Regions from separate parts of the Mus musculus genome. Here region 2 is linked to region 1. The links are chromatin loops, found by intact Hi-C in ENCODE. Cell type or tissue: gastrocnemius. All regions are shown on one strand. Links, peaks and the distances in the headings refer to the core of each region. The heading gives the core; the rest is flanking DNA. Region 1 overlaps Nyap2 (neuronal tyrosine-phophorylated phosphoinositide 3-kinase adaptor 2). Region 2 has its middle 27 kb from the start of 2310015K22Rik.

Region 1 (2,924 bases), core at 270-2,769:
CACATTGTACAGGGGCTAAAAGGAGGTCAGAGAGGCAGCCCATAGCCTGTGTTTGTGATTTGACTCTTACCTTAAAATGTCAGGAAGCCATTTATAGATTTTTAAACCCAGGACTTATGTAATCAAGAGGAGCCTATAATTTATCATCCTCCTAGACCAAGAACAACAGAATTATGGAGATAAATCTGCTGTCCCAAATGGCATGCCTTATAAAACCAAAGGAGAAATGTTTTCTTTGCTCTTTGGTCCACACAATCTTTGTTTCTGTCACTAAGTGAAAGATGCTTGTGGCTGACTGTGTTGTGTTACCATATCATGTTAATTCTTGAAAGCTTGAGCAGCCTGCTCATGCATGTGTGTTGGTTGTTTACCGAAATACAAAACAAGAAAACGATATATACTTGGATGAGTATTGACTCTTCCCACACATCTGTAGGAACTGCACACATCTGTAAAAACCGCAGGTCCTGGGGTGATGAGAAGGTGGCTTATGGCATCTAGGAGCTCATTCTTGCTTTTCCAGGGGCTGACAGTAAAAGCAGCATTTAATAAACTGGGACACACATCTTTGTTTTCTAATAGTTTTATGTAATTTCCTTTAAGCTATTATATTCATACTCCAACTTTGGGGGGAAGTAAGGTGCTAATTACAGCTGCAGTAGAGCAGTCTGAAGTCCAAGAACTGGGTGATATTGACTTCTCTCTGTGCTTGCCTATGAGAGAGTACCTGCCCATGAAGCCAGTCTTACCTCATCTGTTTTATAATATCAACCAGCTACTCACCACATTCTCCCCCTCTTTGTTCTCCCTTCCCTTCTTTTCCTCCCTCCTCTTCCTGTCTTCCTTCCTGTCTCCTTCCCTCCTTCTCTCTCTGATAGTAAACATTAACAAATGGAGGTAATTCCGTTTTATAAATGTGAATGATAAAGTAATTCATCACACATATTATTTTGTATGCATATATTTTGCATAAACTTGATTTCCAATTTAAAACACACACACACACACACACATACAATGTGATGTTGTATAATACAGTGATACTTTGAACACTACAGAAAAAATTGCAATTTGGTCATAATTTCATTCTTGAAAAAAAACAAAAACAAAAAAAACAAAAAAACCCTGTATTTCCAGCTAATCTTAGTTGGGTCTCTTGAGAATTAACCAGCCATAGATAGTTCATCAGCTGATTCAGAGGGTAGTTCTTTTTTATTTGTCTCAGTAAAATATCAGAGCTGCCCAAGAACCTTGAAGGCAGTGTGCTGGCACATGATTCCACCCCAACCCTCTGGGGATGCCCTTTATGATAATGCTCCTATTGGCAGCCCTTGGCTATCCTTGGACAGGGCCCATGGGTACACTACACCAACACCACTCACAAAGAACACTCTTGCTGTTTCTTTGAAAATCCATAGAAGACATTACTTACTATAGCAGAAGGCTCAGTCTGACTTGTGTTAAGGCTTTTGAGACTAGTGCAGGAAGCTTGTTTTTACTGCCATCTACTGTTACCAGAGAGGAACTACAAACTCCAAATCAACTTTCCCTCCTTCCCTCCCTCCCTGCCCCTCTCCCCTGAGTGCTCTAGCTCTTGCTGTCTCACCCTCTCCCTCCTTCAATGGGAAGACTTCATTTTAAAGAAAGATTGGAGACTTTTAAAGAATGGAGAAATTTCAATTTTATAAATATGAACTATAAAACAGATTTTACATTCACCTCCTTTGAAATATGGTTTAAAATAATTTGTTTCATATTGTATTAGCTACAGTCCTCTGCTCTACCAACTGAGCTATTGAAGGCTCTGGCTGGCTAGATGGCTCAGCGGATAAGAGCACTGACTGCTCTCCCGAAGGTCCTGAGTTCAAATCCCAGCAACTGCATTGTGGCTCACAACCATCTGTAAGAGATCTGATGCCCTCACTGTACTCATATACGTAAAATAAATGAATAAATCTTTAAAAAATAAGTTGTTTCATAAATACTCAATTAGTTTTTATCAGAAACCAGTGGTGACCATGCTAGAGTTAAACATCTGAAGGAACTCCAGCCACAGATAGGTAGTTAATGAGGAAAGAATATTTAAGTGGCCTTTTTCTTAACTGTGTATACTCCTCTTCAGTACCCTTCTCAAAGTCAGTAAACAGTAGTATTTGGAAGGGTAGTTGCAATGGTTTTTCATATCAATAAACTCACCATAATGTTGTCATATTAAATGCCATCTTTTTCTCTTGGTCTGCAGAGCACTACTTCCACTTACCATGATTTATAACCTATGTACATAGCAAGCATCAATTCTCTAAGAAGGTCCTAAGTGCAGTTCTGCCATATACTGAGGCATCCCATTATAAAATCAATATATTACATCCACTAATACCGACACTGATCTCAAGAAAAGCCTCCAAATGCTGTTTTTTTCTCGAGCTCATGGTGATAGATCCATGTATTCAGAATTAATTTTTGCCTGAATGTGCAATTTACTACTATCATTGCGACAATAGACAATGCCAGATACCTTTTTGAACCAATGGAATCGCTGCATTAATTTTCAAGAAAATATTTGTCACTTACACAAGCCTGTGGGGCAGAAAACAAAGCATCATGGGACAGTTTGGTACCTCTGCTATGATGGGCTTAAGTAACAGTGGGTTTGAGCATTACTTTGGGGGTTTTGATACATTGCTGGTGGAATTGCAAGCTGGCACAACCACTCTGAAAGTCAGTCTGGCAGTTCCTCAGAAAATTGGGCATAGTACTACCTAAAGATCCAGCAATACCTCTCCTGGGCATATACCCAGATGATGCTCCAACATGTAATAAGGACACATGTTCCACTACATTCATAGCAGACATATTTATAATACCAAGAAGCTGGAAAGAACCCAGATGTCCCTCAACAAAGGAATAGATACAGAAAATGTGAT
Region 2 (2,924 bases), core at 161-2,660, 1.1 Mb before region 1:
CCTTTGCTAGATAATGAATGAACCTGGATTAAACCAGATTCAAACAAGACAAAATTTATTTACTCCTATGTTGAATATGAACTTTTCATAAAGTACATGAAAATGGATGAAGAGCTGTAGAAGGGAGGGAGATGACAGGAGAGGGTGTGGGCTATCAAGTATCAAAGCGCCTTATATGTATGAAATCTTACAATGGAACTCACTATTCGGTACGCTAATTCTAAACGGGGAGATGTCATGGGTGCTGAAGATGACGGTGACAAAAAGGTCAAAATAGGAACTGCAAAAGATCAAGAATATTATAAGGACAACCTATTAGCAAAATATTGTCATGGAAGCCTTTAAAGTATGTTGTCATTACGGAGGCGATGCCACAACTAGTGACAGAAACCAATCAGGAACTGGAGAGAAGGGCCGGTGATTGAGAGCCCCTGATGCTCACAGGATCCAAAATCAGCTGCTCATAACTGCCTGGGACTCCGCTCCAGAGGATCTGTCGCCCTCTTCTGGCCTCTATAGATATTGCATCTATGTGCATGTACCAACAGAGACACACACAAAGAACTGAAAATATAAAACGAAATTTAAAAGTTAAAACCTTCCGTGAGAGTTGCATAGAGGTTAGTAAACCTTATAATCTTGGATTTTCCTGTTTTGGGAATCAAAGATACTTTATGACGAAAAGAAAAAGTGAGAATGTACTCAAAGAATATTACACATTTGCATGAAAGCAGCTTTATGTAGCCACGTAGAATAAAATTAATCTTTAAAATGAAGAGCTTTAAAATGTTTACATTAGTTTAGATCAATGAAAATTTGTGGGTGTTTTTAAAATCAGCCTTTGTTTGTATTTCCAATGGTTGGGAGTGTTCTCTCTAGACAAAGTTTTCAAAGTAGGCAGCCCGATTTCATAATGATCTCTTCGGCCCTGTCCCAAATTCGCTGCGGCAAAATTAGAGGTACCTATGCTGTCCTCTTGACAGTTAACACAAAGGAATTTAAAATATTTATCTGGGAAATGATATCTTATCACAGAGGCCTTAACAGCCTGAGTCCTTCCTAGTCCATCTACCCTAGCTAATTTTGGTAGAGAGACGGAAGCTACTGAATTTAGCCCACCTGGGAATAGACGTGGGCTGGAGAAACCTCAGCTTTTAACGGCTCTGGATAGATCCTTTCTTTGCCCTTTGGAAAATTAAATTTGTGTTTTGTAATTTTCAAAAGTTTTTATAAATATGCGTAAAAAGCAAAGCACCCCCCAAAAAAAGAACGAGTCAAAAGCAAACAAAAAGGAATCCATAATTACATCCAATCTCAGAATGAAAACACTTCCATTTCTTCCCACAAGGTGGCGATAGGATCCCGCTCATTTACTACAAATGCTGCGCACAGCTCTCCAGGCACCTGTGACTACAGAATGAAAAAGAGAGAATGTGTCCTGCTGACTTTAACACCTTTTCCCTGGAAAGGTCAAGACATTTTTCAACGAAATAGAATCCGCTGAATTAGTATTTTCTGAACTCTGCTCTACAGGAAGTCCATGGATTCTTGATTTTTTTTTTAATGCTTTAATCTAAATATAAAAATTACATCAATTCCCTCTCTCCTCACTCCTCCAATACCTCACATTGATGGCCTTCTTTTCTGTTGTTGTTGTTGTTGTTGTTGTTGTTACATATATGCTTGGATATATGAATGACACCTGCTGAGTCCACTTAGTATAGCTTGTGTTTATATGATTTCAGTAATCATTTTGTATTGGATAACCAGGGAACTCACCCTGTTAAGAACCAGTCATCCCTCTTTGTAGCTGCCTATAGTCATTTGACGCCCCCCCCCCCACCAGGTCCCCTCCTTCCATGAAATCATGTCTATCTGCCGTTTTTCATTGTCCAGGTCTTCTTTCAGCAGCCTGGTATATCGTTGAGGTACCAAGAGTGTAACTTTCCTGTCATTTCTCTGAGACCCAATATAGACGAACAACCCCCCCTGGACTGGATGTGAGGAACTTCTGTTTGAGTTGTTGGTTAGGACAGTCCAAGTGACTCCCAAAGAAATATAGGCAGTTGCTCTTGCCCTCGGTTGCCTCTCAGAGGTTGAAGGTACTTCCCTGTTGCCGAAGACACCAACACTTCAGATATAGGACTCTGAATATTCCATCCAGATCTAACTTGAAAGCTCGCTTCCTGCAGCATAACTCTCATAATGCCAGCAGGTGCTATGTAAGCTGTCAATAGGTCTGTCCAGCTCTGATGCCCATGAACCACAACAATAGCCAGTACGGCAAGACATACCCCAAGTGGCACATATCTTGGAAACAGTCAAAAGCTGTCTAATTGGACTTAAAGCCAATAGGAAGGAAATCATGACTGATACTAGAAATCTAACCAACTCCTCAGTGTAAGCAAGCCCTTGCGTCTTAGAATAGGACCTACTTCTACCATTTTACAAGATTCTTGTTCATATATATATACATATATACATGTATATGTATATATATATATGTGTATATATATATATATCAGAATAATCTTGTTACTTTAGGCAACTATCACTGGATTAACCCCTAGGTTGGTCATTGTCCTGATATCAGGCTATGTTGACTTTGACAACCCCAGTAATAAGTCATAATCTTGGTATTATGCCAGAAGTGACGAGTCTGGCATTGGCTTCTTTGTAACAAAGGACTTCATATAATTGGGGTTGTAAAGACCTGATACAGTGGCCTTGTTCCCCTCTTGTCCATGTTGGGGTCTACACAGCCAACACATGAGACTGTGGGGGTACTTACCATACTGAAACCACCGCAGAGAAATATACTAGTATTAAAACAATAATCTTTGGCCTTGGTGGTCTTGTCACCACTTTTAAGAATCAACTACATGTTCCACAGTAATACAGTATATTACAGAAGAGGCTGTGGT

What was found. Peaks named below come from ENCODE experiments on the same cell type or tissue, not always from the same donor. Only the 100,000 strongest peaks of a DNase experiment are listed, where the experiment ranks them.
Region 2: it touches region 1 in a loop (5-fold over the local background); 4 of 42 quality-filtered maps call a loop at or near these places.

The regions. Positions count from the first base shown.
Region 1 is chr1:81,285,870-81,288,793 of GRCm38, forward strand. All of the region lies in intron 5 of Nyap2 (neuronal tyrosine-phophorylated phosphoinositide 3-kinase adaptor 2), which reads left to right. Among named protein-coding and RNA genes, the nearest start is that of Nyap2, 210 kb to the left of the region's middle. In gastrocnemius, for the core only: a CTCF peak has its summit at 1,492 (motif pointing left); a DNase peak (open chromatin) is centred at 1,309.
Region 2 is chr1:80,179,858-80,182,781 of GRCm38, forward strand. No RefSeq gene overlaps it. Among named protein-coding and RNA genes, the nearest start is that of 2310015K22Rik, 27 kb to the right of the region's middle. In gastrocnemius, for the core only: CTCF peaks have their summits at 507 (motif pointing left) and 1,340 (motif pointing right); DNase peaks (open chromatin) are centred at 482 and 1,352.